Regions from separate parts of the Homo sapiens genome. Here region 1 is linked to region 2. Evidence: chromatin loops called from intact Hi-C (ENCODE). Cell type or tissue: ascending aorta. All regions are shown on one strand. Each heading gives the region's core, and the rest is flanking DNA. Links, peaks and the distances in the headings are about the cores only.

Region 1 (8,336 bases), core at 262-8,261, 730 kb before region 2:
CCTTCTGGACTGTTTATGATTCCTCCATACTCTTGAACACGTACACAACAATCTGACACGCGAAAGGCGCAGAAGCTGGTCTTAATCTGAGCAAATCAACAGCTTTCAGAAGCTGCAGGGAAATGAAGCATCAGAGAAAGTGAAAATTGTCCCTAATGATAGCTCAGAAAATAGGGCTGATTAGGCAAACTGCATATCCCTGGGTTTCAGTGGATCCCAGAAGTCATGGATTACCAATCACTGTTACCACCCTCCTAGGAGCATCCTGCTCACCTGTTTGGCAGTTAAACTCAATAGAACAGATTTTAGAGTCAGGCAGGCCTGGATTTAAAGGCTGGCTTTCTTTGCTGTATAAATTTGTGGAGGCTGCTTAGCTTCTCTGAAGCTTGGTTACCTCATCTGTAAAATGGGGATAACGAGACTCTACCTCATAGCATTATTGCGAACACTAAATGAAATAAGGCATGTAAAGTGCCCAGCACCCTACTCAGCAAGTGGTAAGTACTCAGTAATATGGCTGTTACTATGGACAGTAGCAGAGGGAAATAACAGCGTAACTCTGGAGTTAGGAAAACTCGATTGCAGGCCGGACACGGTGGCTCACGCCTATAATCCCAGCACTTTGGGAGGCCAAGGTGGGCAGATCACTTGAACCCAGGAGTTCAAGACCAGCCAGGACAACAAAACCCTGTCTCTACAAAAAATACAAAAATTAGCCAGGTGTGGTGGTGCATACCTGTGGTCCCAGCTACTCAGGAGGTTGAGGTGGGAGGATCACTTGAGCCCAGGAGGATGAAGCTAAAGTGAGCTGTGATTGCACCACTGCACTTCAGCCTGGGCAACACAGCAAGGCCCTGTCTCCAAAACAAAAAATAAACAACAAAAACGCCTTGATTCTAGATTTTGACTTCACCAATTACTTACCAGTTTAACTTTGTGCAGGTTACTGAACTCTCCCATTTTTAGCTTCCTCAACTGAAGCACTGAAATATACAGACTTGCTTAAAGAATTTTAAAAGCAAGACCCAAGTATATGCTGCCTTCAAAAACTCACTTCACCTATAAAGACACATAGACTGAAAGTGAAGGGATGAAAAAAGATATTCCACAGAAATGGAAACCAAAAGTGAGCAGGAGTAGCTATTGCTTGCATCACACAGCATAGACTTTAAAACAAAAAATGTTTAAAGCGACAAAAAAGTTCATTACATAATGATAAAAAGGATCAAGTCAGCAAAAGGCTATGACAATTGTAAATATGTATTCACCCAACCCTGAAGAACTCAGATATATAAAGCAAATATTATTAGAGCTAAAGGAAAAAAATCCAACTATAGGCCCCAGTACAATCATAGTTGAGAACCCCTTTCTCAGCATTGGACAGATTATTTAGACAGAAAATCAACAAAGAAACATCACAGGTAAACTATACTATAGACCAAATGAACCTACAACATTGATCTTACTCTTTTATTTCCAATGCTAGTTGACTATCCATTGAAAACTAGTCTATGACTTTAAAGCAAACATACTAGGTTTTCTTACTGGTTGTTACATGCTTCTCAGAATTATCTGTATTGGAGTGGTTCACAAATTGGAAATCAAATATTGAGGGGATTTGTTAGTTTGTTTCAGTTTTGCTGTTTTTCTTCTTTTTGTTTGTTTAACACAGAAAGTGGTTACTATTTTCTCCAGTGGCTAAAAGGAAGGACTAGAAAGCAGATAATTATTATATTGCCTTTTTCTCTACACTTGGCTCTGCTTGAGAGCCAAGTGGGTTACACCCTGTTTCAAAGTGTAGTTCAGCCGGGCGCAGTGGCTCACCTGTAATCCCAGTACTTTTGCAGGCTGAGGTGGGCGGATCACTTGAGGTCAGGAGTTCAAGACCAGCCTGACCAACATGGTGAAACCCTGTCTCTACTAAAAATACAAAAATTAGCCGAGTGTGGTGGTGCACGCCTGTAGTCCCAGCTAATCGGGAGGCTGAAGCAGGAAAATTGCTTGAGCCTGGGAGGCAGAGGTTGCAGTGAGCCGAGATCACACCACTGCACTCCCGCCTGGGCAACAGAGCAAGACTCCATCTCAAAAAACAACAACCCCCCCGCAAAAAAAACCCCAAAGTAGTTAAATGAGCTAATAATGCATGTACTATATGTGTTTAGACATGTCTGGTACATATTAGACACTCAGTAAATAGTGGCAATAAAGATGATGATGGTACTAATAATAGTTAATACTTACAAAGCTCTTACTAAATGCCAGGAACTGTTCTAAGCACTTTATATGTATTTTTTTTTTATTTAGTTGTCACAACCAATAAGGTAAGTCCAATTATTATCATTGGATGAGGCCTATAGAACTCAAATAAATTGTCCTAGATCACACAGCTGGTAAATTTTTTTTTTTTTTTTTGAAGCAGGGTCTTGCTCTGTTGCCCAGGCTAGAGTGCTGTGGCACGATCACAGCTCATCACAACCTCGACCTCCTGGAACCAAGTGATCCTCCTGCCTCAGCCTCCTCAGTAGCTGGGACTACAGGTGTGTGCCACCATGCCCACCTAATTTTTTAATTTTTTTGTAGGGATGGGGTATCTCTATGTTGCTCAGACTGGTCTCAAACTCATGAGCTCAAGCAATCCTTCTGTCTTGGCCTCCCAAAGTGCTGGGATTACAAATGTGAGCCAGCACACCTGACAAGATTTCAACCTAGACAGAGCTTGAGACCATGCCCTAAACCACTGTTTTCCTGAGAATAATGTGTCAAAATCAGCCCTGTAAATCAGCGATTCAAGATCACTTCACTAAGGTTTGAGACACTTCCCGTTTCTGGCTGGAGCTCCCCTGCCTGCCCCATCAGTTTTCATGGCATGAGGGGGGCACCACTGTCCAAGAACAGGAGGACTGCTAGGGCCACATGCTGTTCTAAGAGAACCAAGACAGCCTTCTCCAAATCTTTCTAGATCTGCCGTTAGGATCAGTCAGCCAATGGCCACTGACTGCTCTAGTATGAGAGAGACAACCCTTCTGCCTGACCACACCAAGAGAAGGCATTCAGGGTTTGCTTGATGATTTCATGAGGGGAACATATTGGGGTGGAAGAATGTTCCCTGCATGCTTATTTTGCTACTTCCCAGCAGCTTGGGTAGGCTCCGGTGACAATGGTGTGATTAGGGAGCCCATGCTGATGGCAGACCCAGGGCCTCCTGCTCTCCTCCAAAAGTCGCAAGGCTCCCACAGTCACGACTCACAGGAAGCCAAGAAGGGCACTAGGGACAGGTGGCAGACATCCCAGCATCGTGAAAAGGGTGGGTAATTGAACACAGCTAGGTTACATTAATCACCCAGGGTCAGAGAACAGAACCAGGAAAGGAGAGAGGGGAGAAATCAGTCCAGCCTTTCTGGTCACTTGGCCCAGGAGCAGTGGCACAAAATGGTTTTATGTGGGGGATTTAGCCCCTGTAATCTCTATCAGGGCACCCCCTGCTTGCACATCGCCCCAAATAAACATACAACCTAAATTCGAGGCCAGCCCCAGCCTCCGCTCTGATGAGATTGCTGTCCTGCGCTCCTCCTTTATAGAAACGCAGGCAACACCATGGCTGCTCAGTCACCTATGGTTTAGTGGGAACATAGAGGCTTTCATTTGCACTGCTGGAGTCAGAAGCAGGGAGCCCTGAAGCCCAGGGACAGTCTCCTAGATCTAACTATCTGCGGGGATTAACTGGTCATTATCGCCTCTGGGATGTGTGTTCTGCAGACCCTGCTTTCTATTTGTTCCTTGCATCTGGCCCTGCCCAGAGGACTGATTTCAGCAACTATAAATTTGGAGGGTGCTGTCCATCTTGGAAAGGATTCTGGAATGGAGACCTGAAAGCGAAGAGGAAACATGTTTCCCAGGAACCAAATACAAATATGTTCAAATACAAATCATGCCTGACCACTCTCTAGGCTTCTCTGAGTGGGTTACAAGACTACAGGCTCAGGGAGCTTCAGGAGATATGCACCATCAGGGCTTCAGTGAGCACAATCTGTAGGGAATTGCCACATGGCCTCTGACCTTGTGTATGACTAGGTGAAGATACATATTTTTCTCACAATATAACAGACAGCATGAAGCTAGGAGGCAGATACACTTGGGATGACAGAACCAGGAATCCAAAAGATAGTGTAAAGTAAGGGTAAAATGCTGACTAAAAGAAGAAATTTATGAATAGCAGGAACAGATATGGTCTTGGACTTTAGTCAACAATGAAACAAAACCAACCAAAGGACACTGCTCAGATTTAGCTTCTTGTCACTGTTACCCTGGGCACAAAACATAATCTTGTGAGGCCCCACTTCCTCACTTGTAAAACTGGGATAACAACAGCCCCTACAACATGGAGTTGTTATGAGAATTAAATCAGTAAATGTAGGCAAAGCACTTACTTAAGATAGTGATGATGTTGATGATGATGATGATGGTGGTGGTGATGATGGTGATGATGGTGGTGATAGTGATGATGATGATGGTGATGGTGATGGTGATGGTGGTGACAGTGATGGTGATAATGGTGGTGATAGTGATGGTGATGTTAATGATGATGGTGTTGATAGTGATGGTGATGGATGATGATGATGGTGATGGTGACAGATAACACACAGTGCTAATCATAGTGCTTCTCACTAGGCAGTCTCATTCCAGAGACTATGTTCTTAACCACCTTGCTATACTAACTCTCATAAGTATTAAGTATAATTATTATGATAATAACTGACTAGGAAGAAATGTGGCTGATCCACAGCATGGGTGAAAATGAATTTAAGGATGATGGCTGACAGCAAGTTCAACACGAGTCACATAAAGGCTATCTGTAAGGCCAGGTGTGGTGGCTCATGCCTGTAATCCAGGCAATTTGGGAAGCCGAGGTGGGCGGATCACCTGAGGTTGGGAGTTCGAGACCAGCGTGACCAACGTCGTGAAACCCTGTCTCTACTAAAAAATACAAAAATTAGCCAGGTGTGGTGGTGCGCGCCTGTAATCCCAGCTACTCAGGAGGCTGAGGCAGGAGAATCGCTTGAACCTGGGAGGCGGAGGTTGCAGTGAGCTGAGATCGCGCCATTGCATGCCAGCCTGGGCAACAGAGCGAGACTCCGTCTCAAAAAAAAAAAAAAAGGCTATCTGTAATGAGGTGGTGACAGTCCCAAGCTACTTTTTGCAGCATGGGTATCACAAGAGGAGAGGCCTAAAGACACATAGAGCAGGATCAGAAGGAAATGACCAGGGGCTGGTGCAGTAGCTTACGCCTGTAATCCCAGCACTTTGGGAGGCTGAGGTGGGTGGATCGCCTAAAGTCAGAAGTTCAAGACCAGCCTGGTCAAGATGGTGAATCCCCGTCTCTACTAAAAATACAAAAATTTGCTGGGTGTGGTGGCAGGCACCTGTAATCCCAGCTACTCGGGAGGCTGAGGCAGGAGAATCGCTTGAACCCAGGAGGCGGAGGTTGCAGTGAGCCAAGATCGCACCATTGCACTCCAGCCTGGGCAATAAGAGTGAAACTCCGTCTAAAAAAAAAAAAAAAAAAGAAGGAAATGACCAGTATGACCAAACCATAGCATAAGAAAAATAGCCAAGACCAGGCATGGTGGCTCATGCCTGTAATCTCAGCGCTTTGGGAGCCTGAGGCAGGAGGATCACTTAAGCCCAGGAGTTTGAGACCAGCCTGGGCAACATAGTGAGACCCTGCCTCTACAACAAATTTTTTAAATAATAGCCAGAGGACCTGGCATGTTTTGCCTGAATAAAATACTTGGGGGACATGCCAGCCACTTTCTAATGCCTTAAGCCTGCTACATAGGATCCAAGGCCCAGAAGTAGGCCAGGTGAGGGTGAGCCCTAGGTAGACAGATCTCACCTCAATACAGGAAGGCCTTTTTGACATGTTGACCCAAGATGCACAGTAAGCATCCTGTCCCAGAAGCATCTGAGTGCTGGCAGAATGCAGAAGTCTGGGACTCAAACACTGGATAGGGGAGTAACTATTTTATAGGCTCTAAATAGCTCCTCCAAGTGTGGACCTAGGACCATCTGATGACCACATGCATCACCCAGGGGCTTGTTAGACACATAGATCCAGAGGCTCCACTCCAGCCACTGAGTCTGAATCTGCATTTTCACAAGTTGCACAGGTGATCTGTGTGCACATGAATGCTGACAAGCACTGATGTGGAGATCATCTGAGGAAGCCCCAGGTTCAGGTGGGCTGCTGCTCTGAAAAGCAAAAGTTGGGAGGGACACTGGGGCAGCAGGAAGAGCACGTGGTGCTAGAGTCTGGTCTCCATGAGGATAGCCCAGCTGTGCTTCCAGCCCAGCTGCTCCAATTATGTCTGTTTCTTTATCTAGTCGGGCTCAGAAGAGTCAGTCAAATTTGCATAAGGAGGCCTGCGGTAAAGGGGCTCATGGGCACAGGTACTCATCTGACACCTCATTAAGCCATCTTCGTAAATCATCTCTAGAATGCCTGTTGTTATTTTAGGAAACAACATAAAGAGGATGATAATTAAAAGTAACACCCTGGGTGGGAATTTTTACTTCCTTCCAGTGGTTGGCAAGTAAAGCACCTTGGGAATTTTTTGGTAAGGTAACATTTCTATACATTTTTCACAGATCACACAACATCAAAGCTTGTCTATGCTGCAGGTTTTTTTCCCTTTCCTCTGCTGGTGCTTTGGGTTTGCGGCTTTATTCTGTTGCTGGCTTTTTGTCTTATGTTTTTTTTTTTTTTCCTTTCCACCGAGCATTTTCTGATTTTACCTTGACTTGCAACGGGGGAGGGTATTGCTTCTGGATGTTAGATGACATCCGAAGCATAAAATGCTAAACCAAGCTGCAGGTCGTTTTCAGGTGAAAAGGCAATTTTACGCTTCATGGTTGGGACCACGTAAGGCATTTTCATGGTGGGGTATTTTTCATCTTAGATCCATCAGGATGACATCCAGGGATTTGCTGTCTAGTAGAAAGTTCACCTTTCAGTTACCCACTGTCTGTCTGCAGCCTCCTAGTCCTGCTGCTCTCCTGCACAGGCACAAGGGCATTCCTGCTAGACCTGCTCCCCTCCTGGGACTGCCAGGCCCCTGATGTTGCCATATTCCCCTGGTTTTCAGGGCCCCTTGCCACGCGTCTTCCCTGTCCCCCACAACCCTCACTGCCTACCTGTCTAGGCCCACTGTCTAGGACCTGAGACCCTTAGTAACACTCCTTGATCTGCCTTACACCCTGTCCTCCTGCTCCTCCTCTCTGATAAAACCCCAACTTCAGGTCATCCCACCATTTGCCTTCTCTGCTCCTGACTCCGCCCTGCCGAGAGAGCTGGAGAAAGCCCACAGAAGCACCGGCAGAGGCCACCACAGATTCACGGTCTCAAGCCTTCCCTGGATTCCTCTGCTCTCTGACAACCATTTTACTTGTCCTAAATCAGCTCCTCTCCTTCAAAAAACAAACAAACAAACAAAAAAAACTGTTATTTGACCCCACTTCCCTGCCTCACAGAGGAGCCTTCTCTTTGTCACAGCTTGTTGACAGCACTTTCTTTTTTTTTTTTTTTTTTCTTGAGACAGAGTCTCGCTCTATCACCCAGGCTGGAGTGCAATGGCATGATCTTGCTCACTGCCAGCTCCGCCTACCCGGGTTCATGCCATTCTTCCTGAGTAGCTGGGACTACAGGCGCCCGCCACCATACCTGGCTAATTTTTCATATTTTTAGTAGAGGTGGGGTTTCACCATGTTAGCTGGGATGGTCTCGCTCTCCTGACCTCATGATCCGCCCGCCTCGGCCTCCCAAAGTGCTGGGATTACAGGCTTGAGCCACTGTGCCCAGGCGACAGCACTTTCAATACCAGTCCTTTCTGTTAACTCACTGAGGTAGCTTCTAGGATGCTGGGACAGATTCCATGGCCCTGTGCTAAAGCAAATGAATCAGAATCTCTGAGGTGGGGCCCAGGATTCTTTTTTATTTATTTTTATTATTTTTATTTTTTTAGAGACAGGGTCTTGCTCTGTCACCCAGCTGGAGTGCAGTGGCGTGATCACAGCTCACTGTAGCCCCTAGCTCTCTGGGCTCAAGAGATACTCTTGCCTCGGTCTCCCAAGCAACTGGTACTACAGGTGCAAGCCACCATGCCAGGCTTTTTTATTTTATTTTATTTTATTTTATTTTATTTTATTTTAATTTTGATACAGTTTCTCACTCTGTTGCCCATGCTGGAGTGCAATGGCATGACCTCGGCTCACTGCAACCTCCGTCTCCCAGCTTCAGGTGATTCTCCTGCCTTAGCCTACCGAGCAGCTTGGATTACAGG
Region 2 (8,336 bases), core at 20-8,019:
TTTTAGTATTTGTGTTCAAGCAAAATGTTATACTGAACTAGATTTAATTATAACGTATCATCTTCAAAGCCAGTAGACTTGGTAGATTCATTCAATAATTTTTCAATAAAAGTTTCCCTTAAATATATTTCAAGGCTGCATAATAAAAATGTGAATAAACAGAATAAGAACAGTTACTGTGCTATTATACATATTTTTCAGTGAATGTGACTGACAGATTAAACGTATGAGTCAATAGTATTTTGAAAAATCCATTTAATTTATAAAGAGGCAGGTTAGAATTTAAAAGACTGCATAAATCCTATACACTTACCACAGATGACAATGTCCATTCATGGGTGCTCTATTAATAGCTCTTTCACTTAAAGTTTTTCCTGAAAGATAAAAGTACTTACACTTAATACCTTCATGTGAGTTGGTAGGAGGTGGATTATTGAATTAACTCATGGTTCACAAAGTATGGTCCCAAGACCAGAAGCATCAGCATCACATGGCAACTTTGTTTAAGAACTTTTCAGCCACATTGGAGATCTACTCCATCACACACTGTGGGATTGGGGCCCAATAATCTGTGGTTTAATGAGCCTCCAATGATTCTGATGTATGCTAAGGTTTGACACCCACTAGACTAAGCAACTTAACCAAGTGCAAGAAACGTCATTTAATTACTGCTTACAAAGCGTAATAGAAATTTTCTGTATTCCATTCAAACAACATTTACTGAGTACCTACTATGTGCCATACTGTGTGAGTGTCTGGGAATAAAATGTAAAATAAGACAGAGTCCTTGACCTCCAAGAGCTCACCGTTCAGTATGCTGCAGGCATATAAACAAGTAAGTTACATGCAAGAAAAAAAAAAAGACCAAGGTGAAAAAGAGGGCACAGCAGAGTGGGTAACTCTAACTCTGCCTGAAGGAGTAAGGGAAGGCTTCCCTGAGAAGTTCTTGCCTAATCATTCACAATAATGAACAGGGCCAGTGACATAAATAATTCCCCCAAATTATTTTACTTAGTTTTAGAGGAATTTTTAACCATGTAATAATTAATTTGGGGCTGGACCTGGTGGCTCACACCTGTAATCCTAGCACTTTGGGAGGCCGAGGCAGGTGGATCACCTGAGGTCAGGAATTCGAGACCAATCTGGCCAACATGGCGAAACCCTGTCTCTACTAAAAACACAAAAATTAGCTGGGCGTGGTGGTGCATGCCTGTAATCCCAGCTACTCAGGAGGCTGAGGCAGGAGAATCACTTGATCCCAGGAGGCAGAGGTTGCAGCGTGCTGAGATTGCGCCATTGCACTCCAGCCTGGGGGACAGAGCGAGACTCTGTCTCAAATAAAAAAAAACCAAAAATAATAATAATTTGGATAGAGGTTTGTTTATGGCTTGGAAAATCTAAATACCTGCAAATAAAACAGAACTGTGTTCTGAGAATCTTTCTCAAAAGGGGCCCTTTTGTTTTATAACTTCTTTTCTCCCTGATCCATTATTATTATCTTGAAGAGACTATCCAAGGATATGCAAAATGCTTTTCTAAATAAGTGGTTGAGATAATCTTTATAAATAAAAATATTTTATTCTAAAACCACGGTTCTATTTGTTAATTTGTTAAGGTGGCATTCTACAGTTCTATCCATTAAGATAAATATTCTGTGTAGAAATCGACATAAATTGGAAACAATTAAAAAGTGAAGCATTTTAATAATAATTAACTGCAGTGTGAACAAATATTAAAGAAATTAGCAATTTTAAATGAATGATTAAAAACATGCTTTTTAATGTAAAAACATTAAAAACTAAATCAATTTTTTAGCTACATTACCAAATGAATAAAACTTTCAGCGTACTGCCAGAAGCCTGAAATAGAAGTGATTCCATCACTCCAAGAATATAAAAAGACGCCGGGTAGTATACAAACTAGATTCATAGCCTCACTTATGCAGTCAGAATAAAAGTAAAGCTATTTCCTTTAGAGAACTGTATTTTGTGATCTTTATGATGCATTCATATCGATTACTTAATTAGGAAAGTTAGAAAAATGTTTCTTTAAATAAAGATTCATATCATAATACTTCAGAAACATACTGCATAATGATATACTCACTTTGAGTTTTATCAAAGAATTTTGTACTCTCCAGTGATCAAATCTGTACTAAGCATAACAACCTTAAACATGCTATTATGAGAAGAAATCTTCTGCACTTCCTCCCTCATGCTGAACCCCAACGTTCTTCCACGGCTGGTCTGAGCCCCTGCCTTGCTCTCAGTTCCAGTATACTTGGTCATTACCATTACTAAGCACTTACTCCTTATACACTGAATATAATTGGCTGTCCCTTTATTATCTTTTCCATAGAATAGGTTCCGTAGTGTTGTGCAGCCTTCATCTTATTTATGCCTCTCCTTCTCTCCCTCCTCCCCTTCCCTCCACCCTTCGTTTTCACACTGTTCCTTGACAAAATAATTTTGAATAAATATTTCTTAAATGGATAAATTAAAGGAATTCTTTTACTTTTATTTCAATATCTGAATGAACACATCGGAGGCTTTTTCTACTCCTTTTTCTTTGGCACTATAAACTCTTCTCTTTTGGATATATCCTATTTCAATTCTATGCTTCATTTTAGCCCCTGAATTCCCTTCAACCTATTTCTTTACGAATTTCACCATCTAAGACATTAACTCAGTTAAACTCCCATTCCATTTAAGAATAGAGATCCAGAGCGATTTTACCTATGGCAAACTGTAACTTCCATAAGAAAGACTTCCCTGCATCAACCTCCATCCTCTGCCATCATATTCTCCTTTCTGCTACATATGCTCGCAAACAGCCTGTTCTCTATCTATCTATCTATCTATCTATCTATCTATCTATCTGAGAAAGGGTCTTGCTCTGTTACCCACTCTGCAGTGCAGTGGTGAGATCATGGCTCACTGTGGCTTTGATCTCTTGGACTCAAACGATCCTCCCACCTCAGTCGTGTTATTTTTAGTAGAGACAAGGTCTCCCTATGTTGCCCAGGCTGGTCTCGGGCTTCTGAGCTCAAGCTATCTGCCCGCCTTGGCCTCCCAAAGTGCTGGGATTACAGGCATGAGCCACTACATCCAGCCTCTGTACTCTTCTTTAATAAGAGCTTATTTCCATTCGTTTTTGTATATGTATGATTATTTGACTAGTGCTGCCTCCCCTACAAAGCCATAAGCTCCCCTGTAGCCTGAAAACATGTCTATTTTGCTATCCTATTCCTACCTTAGTACATAATACCCAGGGTAGGGCAGGTACTTATGAAAAAAATGTATTTACCTTTCCCTCTCCCTCCCCCTCCCTCTCCCCCCTCCCCTTTGCACGGTCTCCCTCTGATGCCGAGCCCAGGCTGGACTGTACTGCCGCCATCTCGACTCACTGCAACCTCCCTGCCTGATTCTCCTGCCTCAGCCTGCCAAGTACCTGCGATTGCAGGCACGCATCACCACGCCTGACTGGTTTTCGTATTTTTTGGTGGAGACGGGGTTTCACCGTGTTGGCCGGGCTGGTCTCTAGCTCCTGATCGCGAGTGATCTGCCAGCCTCGGCCTCCCGAGGTGTCGGGATTGCAGACAGAGTCTCACTCACTCAGTGCTCAATGTTGCCCAGGCTGGAGTGCAGTGGCGTGATCTCGGCTCACTACAGTCTCCACCTCCCAGCCGCCTGCCTTGGCCTCCCAAAGTGTCGAGATTGCAGCCTCTGCCCGGCCGCCACCCCATCTAGGAAGTGAGGAGCGTCTCTGCCTGGCCGCCCATCGTCCGGGATGTGAGGAGCCCCTCTGCCCGGCCGCCCAGTCTGGGAACTGAGGAGCGCCTCTTCCCGGCCATCATCCCATCTAGGAAGTGAGGAGCGTCTCTGCCCGGCCACCCATCGTCTGGGATGTGGGGAGCGCCTCTGCCCCGCCGCCCCATCTGAGATGTGAAGAGCGCCTCTACCCGGCCGCGACCCCGTCTGGGAATTGAGGAGTGTCTCTGCCCCACTGGCACCCCGTCTGGGAGGTGAGGAGGTCTCTGAGCGGCCGCCCGGTCTGAGAAGTGAGGAGCCCCTCCGCCCAGCAGCCGCCCCATCTGGGAACTGAGGAGCCCCTCCGCCTGGCAGCCGCCCCATCCGGGAAGTGAGGCGCGTCTCCGCCCGGCAGCCGCCCCGTCCGGGAGGTGGGGGCAGCCCCCGCCCAGCCAGCCGCCCCGTCTGGGAGGTGGGGGCGCCTCTGCCCGGCCGACCCGTCTGGGAAGTGAGGAGCCCCTCTGCCCGGCCACCACCCCGTCTGGGAGGTGTACCCAACAGCTCGTTGAGAACGGGCCATGATGACGATGGCGGTTTTGTCGAATAGAAAAGGGGGAAATGTGGGGAAAAGAAAGAGAGATCAGATTGTTACTGTGTGTAGAAAGAAGTAGACATAGGAGACTCCATTTTGTTCTGTACTAAAAAATTCTTCTGCCTTGGGATGCTGTTAATCTATAACCTTACCCCCAACCCTGTGCTCTCTGAAACATATGCTGTGTCCACTAAGGGTTAAATGGATTAAGGGCGGTGCAAGATGTGCTTTGTTAAACAGATGCTTGAAGGCAGCATGCTCGTTCAGAGTCATCACCACTCCCTAATCTGAAGTACCCAGGGACACAAACACTGCAGAAGGCGGCAGGGCCCTCTGCCTAGGAAAACCAGAGACCTTTGTTCACATGTTTATCTGCTGACCTTCCCTCCACTATTGTCCTGTGACCCTGCCAAATCCCCCTCTCCGAGAAACACCCAAGAATGATCAATAAATACTAAAAAAATTTAAAAAAAAAAAGAAAAAAATGTATTTAATATTGATGAATGTTGGAACACTTTACATAGATATACTTGGATTTTCTCAGTAGATATGAAAATAAATCCCCTTGTTCTCCTTGGTTAAGTTTTTATTTATGTTGAAATTAATACATCTCTTCTCTAGAATTCTGTTTTGTATATGGTCTGCAAACTGGAATGCTACAGAAAAACTCCACAAAGCTGATGATGAATATGCAAACAAGAGGGGGAAGCCCTCTCATCCTCCTCCCACTGGGGGAAACGAAAGCACAGAGGTCATTCAGCAAATGAATCTCCAAGTGGAAAAATATAATTACAAGGAGTTTGGTAAAACTTTCTACTTGGAAATAAAAATTACAGAGAACTAGACTGGGAAGAAATCTTTCTTGCTGTGTCTTCCTCTTGCTATCTTTTCTAGAAGAAAAGCCTGGAAATGAGAAGCCTTCGGAATAAATGAAGAATTCAAAAGATTTTGATGTCAAAGTACTATGCTGACATTCAGAGAGATGGCAGGTAGGGGCTTTTGCAAGGACACATTTTGACATCCAGTAAGAGTCAAGGTGAGGTATAAAAATAACAGTTTGATATTCTATCTATTTAGTTGTTCTTGTTGTGATGAAAAATTTCAAAAACTTGTAGAAAAGTATAGATGTCAGAATAATGAACCAACATGTAATCATCATTCAGCTTAGACAATTATCAAACAGAGTTTTTAACAAGGTTAATCTTGTTTCATCAAGATACATTTGGAAAAAACATTAAAGTCTGCGAGTTTATTCTTCGTAGTCCCTAGAGTTCTACATTACAGGAAGTAAGATGTGTTACTTTAACTGTGGTTGACAACTGCTGAAGACACTTGTCCTCTGCCTGTTATTGTTTCTCAAACACTGCCACTACATTTCTTGTCTAAGTTTTATAAAGTTAAAAGATGAAATTTAAGTTTTTTTCAGTTACCTATTCTAATATATTCAAATATTTCTGAAGAACATATACTTTAGCCCTAAAATGCCTTTCTGTTCTGAGAGTGTACATTTTTTTGTACCATAATATATTAAAATAGATTAAACATACTGGTTTTAGCTAAGATAATTTAGCTTTAGTTAACATTCACTAGTGATTTACTATAGATCTTTTTTTTTATTACACTTTAAGTTCTTGCATACATGTGCAAAACATGCAGGTCATAGGTATACACGTGCCACGGTGGTTTTCTGCACCCATCAACCCGACATCTACATTAGGTATTTCTCCTAATGCTATCCCTCCCCTAGCCTCCCACCCCAAGACAGGCCCTGTTGTGTGATGTTCCCCTCCCTGTGTCCATGTATTCTCATTGTTCAACTCCCACTTATGAGTGAGAACATGCAGTGTTTGGTTTTCTGTTCTTGTGTTAGTTTGCTGAGAATGATGGTTTCCAGCTTCATCCATGTCCCTGCAAAGGACATGAACTCATCCTTTTTTACGGCTGCATGATTTACTATAGATCTTAATTGCTACTTGAGAATAATCTTTACAAAATGCTTACCAATATTAGCATAATGTTTCTTTTCTTGTGTGTTTGTAGATAGTTCATACATGTCTCCATAAGCACGAGCAAATCGCCACATAAACTCTATTTCATCTCTAAACTGAAAAGAAAAGATGGAGTTGCCTGTTAAATTAACTTGGTAACTTGTCTATTCTATTCTTGTTTTCTACTGCAACTTTTTAAAAACTTAGGCAGGTAAACTGGTATTTATAGATTATTGAATCTATGTATATGCATATTTCGTGTGAAACATTTTTAATCCAAATACTCATGGCTAAGAAATATGACCTAATGTAGTGTTACATTTGGATCTTAAAACCAATTAATATTATCCAGACACTAGCTCCATCTATGCAGAGAAGAGATTTGATAGGCACCAAAATCTAGAAATTCTTCCTGAGCTGTGGCATCCTTTTCTTCTTTTCCTTTCCAAGTTATCTATTATCAATATAATGAGCATCTCAGTTAATATCTGTAAATTGAAAATGCATATACTCAAAAGAGCAGTCACTTTTTTTACTCAAATTACCTAAATATAATCCTGGAGAGCTATCAAGTTTTAGACAATGTGTTTAGAGTTGCTAAATCCTCAGACAAATAGAGATTTATTTCTCCATGGGACACTGCAAACTTTTAATTTTTAATTTTATTTTATTTTATTTTATTTTTTTTAGTGGTGGTGGTAAGAGCTCTGGACAGGCTTTTCTTATTCAGACCCAACACTAAACACTGCAAAATCAACAAATGACCATTGGTAGAAATAGCTTTGAATACCCATATCTGTCTCAAAATATTTGTTAAATATATAAATTAGTAAAAAAAAAAAATCAAATAAAAGTAAATCTGCGTAATTATAGCTCTGGTTCTCATTTTTATGACCTTAGAGTCTAATAAACTTTTACATTTACTTTTTTAAAATTTTATGCATCTTAAATAAAAAATAAATTTTAAAAAATTTTAGTCATTTTATAGAGAAATTTTACATCAATCATCAAAATGTGGGAACCATGACACAATTATTATAGTTATAACTGAAACAGATGGCAGATTAAATTAAAAAATGGAACTATACGAAGTGCTATTGTTATGTCTCTTACCTTTTCTTTGTGGTCACGAAGTAGTTCAAAACTCTCCGACTTGCCAGACTCACTCATACGTAAATGATCTACCTTCTGAAGAAGGACATCTAAATTTAATTCCTCTACACGTGTGTTAAATGCCTTAGGGACTGGAAAACTCTGTTCTTCTGTGTCAGTATTAGCTGTAATATACCTAAAATCGCAGAAATAATCATCAACTCCTTTGAAAGTTAAGTATAATAGCCAGAGCATTCCTTTTAAAATGCAAGTCAAATCATGCCCCTCTTATGCTTGAAACTCTGCAGTGGCACGTGCTTTCACTCAGAAAAAGCTCCAGTCCTAACAGAAGTCTACAAGTCCCTGCGCAATTTGCCCACGATCTCGTTACCTCTTTGATCTCATTTCCTACTACTCTTCTTATTCAAATACACACAGGTCACCTAGCTGCTCCTTCAATATTCTAATCACGTGCCTACCTCGGAACCTCCACTTGCTGTTCCCTTTAATGAAACGCCGTTTCCTTAGACAGCCACATAACTCACGCCCTCACCTCCTTCAAGTCTCTGCTCCAATTTCATTTTCTCAATGTGGCCCATCCAGACCACTCTAATACCTCAATCCCCACATTCCCTTCATCTCTAACCTCCCTCATAATGCTTTTTTCTTTTCCCATAGCATGTATTACCTTCTAACATACTGTATAATTTACTAATCTACTACATGTGCTGTTTGTCAGTATCCTCCCCAGGAGAATGCAAGCTCCCTGATGGTAGGTTCATTAACTGATGTATCAAGTGCCTAGAACAGCACTATTCACTGAATTTGCTGAATGGATGATACAGTTGTAGGAACTCAGCAGGCACTCAAAACTGTGTGTGTAAACTCACAAAAACACATATTTATAGTTCAAGA

The links. A loop is a pair of places that touch in the nucleus more often than their neighbours do. Peaks named below come from ENCODE experiments on the same cell type or tissue, not always from the same donor. Only the 100,000 strongest peaks of a DNase experiment are listed, where the experiment ranks them.
Region 1: it touches region 2 in a loop (11-fold over the local background); 2 of 110 quality-filtered maps call a loop at or near these places.

Annotation. Positions count from the first base shown.
Region 1 is chr2:38,707,981-38,716,316 of GRCh38, reverse strand. All of the region lies in intron 4 of GALM (galactose mutarotase), which reads right to left. The region is part of intron 1 of LOC124905993 (a long non-coding RNA gene); the gene reads left to right. Among named protein-coding and RNA genes, the nearest start is that of SRSF7, 39 kb to the left of the region's middle. RefSeq lists a silencer at 6,303-6,503. In ascending aorta, for the core only: no CTCF peak of the experiment used is centred there; no DNase peak of the experiment used is centred there.
Region 2 is chr2:37,973,321-37,981,656 of GRCh38, reverse strand. It overlaps RMDN2 (regulator of microtubule dynamics 2), which reads right to left. Exons shown (of 11, transcript NM_001170791.3): 3 at 7,443-7,617; 4 at 6,343-6,445; 5 at 314-374. All of the region lies in intron 2 of RMDN2-AS1 (RMDN2 antisense RNA 1), which reads left to right. Among named protein-coding and RNA genes, the nearest start is that of RMDN2, 52 kb to the right of the region's middle. RefSeq lists a silencer at 923-1,286. In ascending aorta, for the core only: no CTCF peak of the experiment used is centred there; no DNase peak of the experiment used is centred there.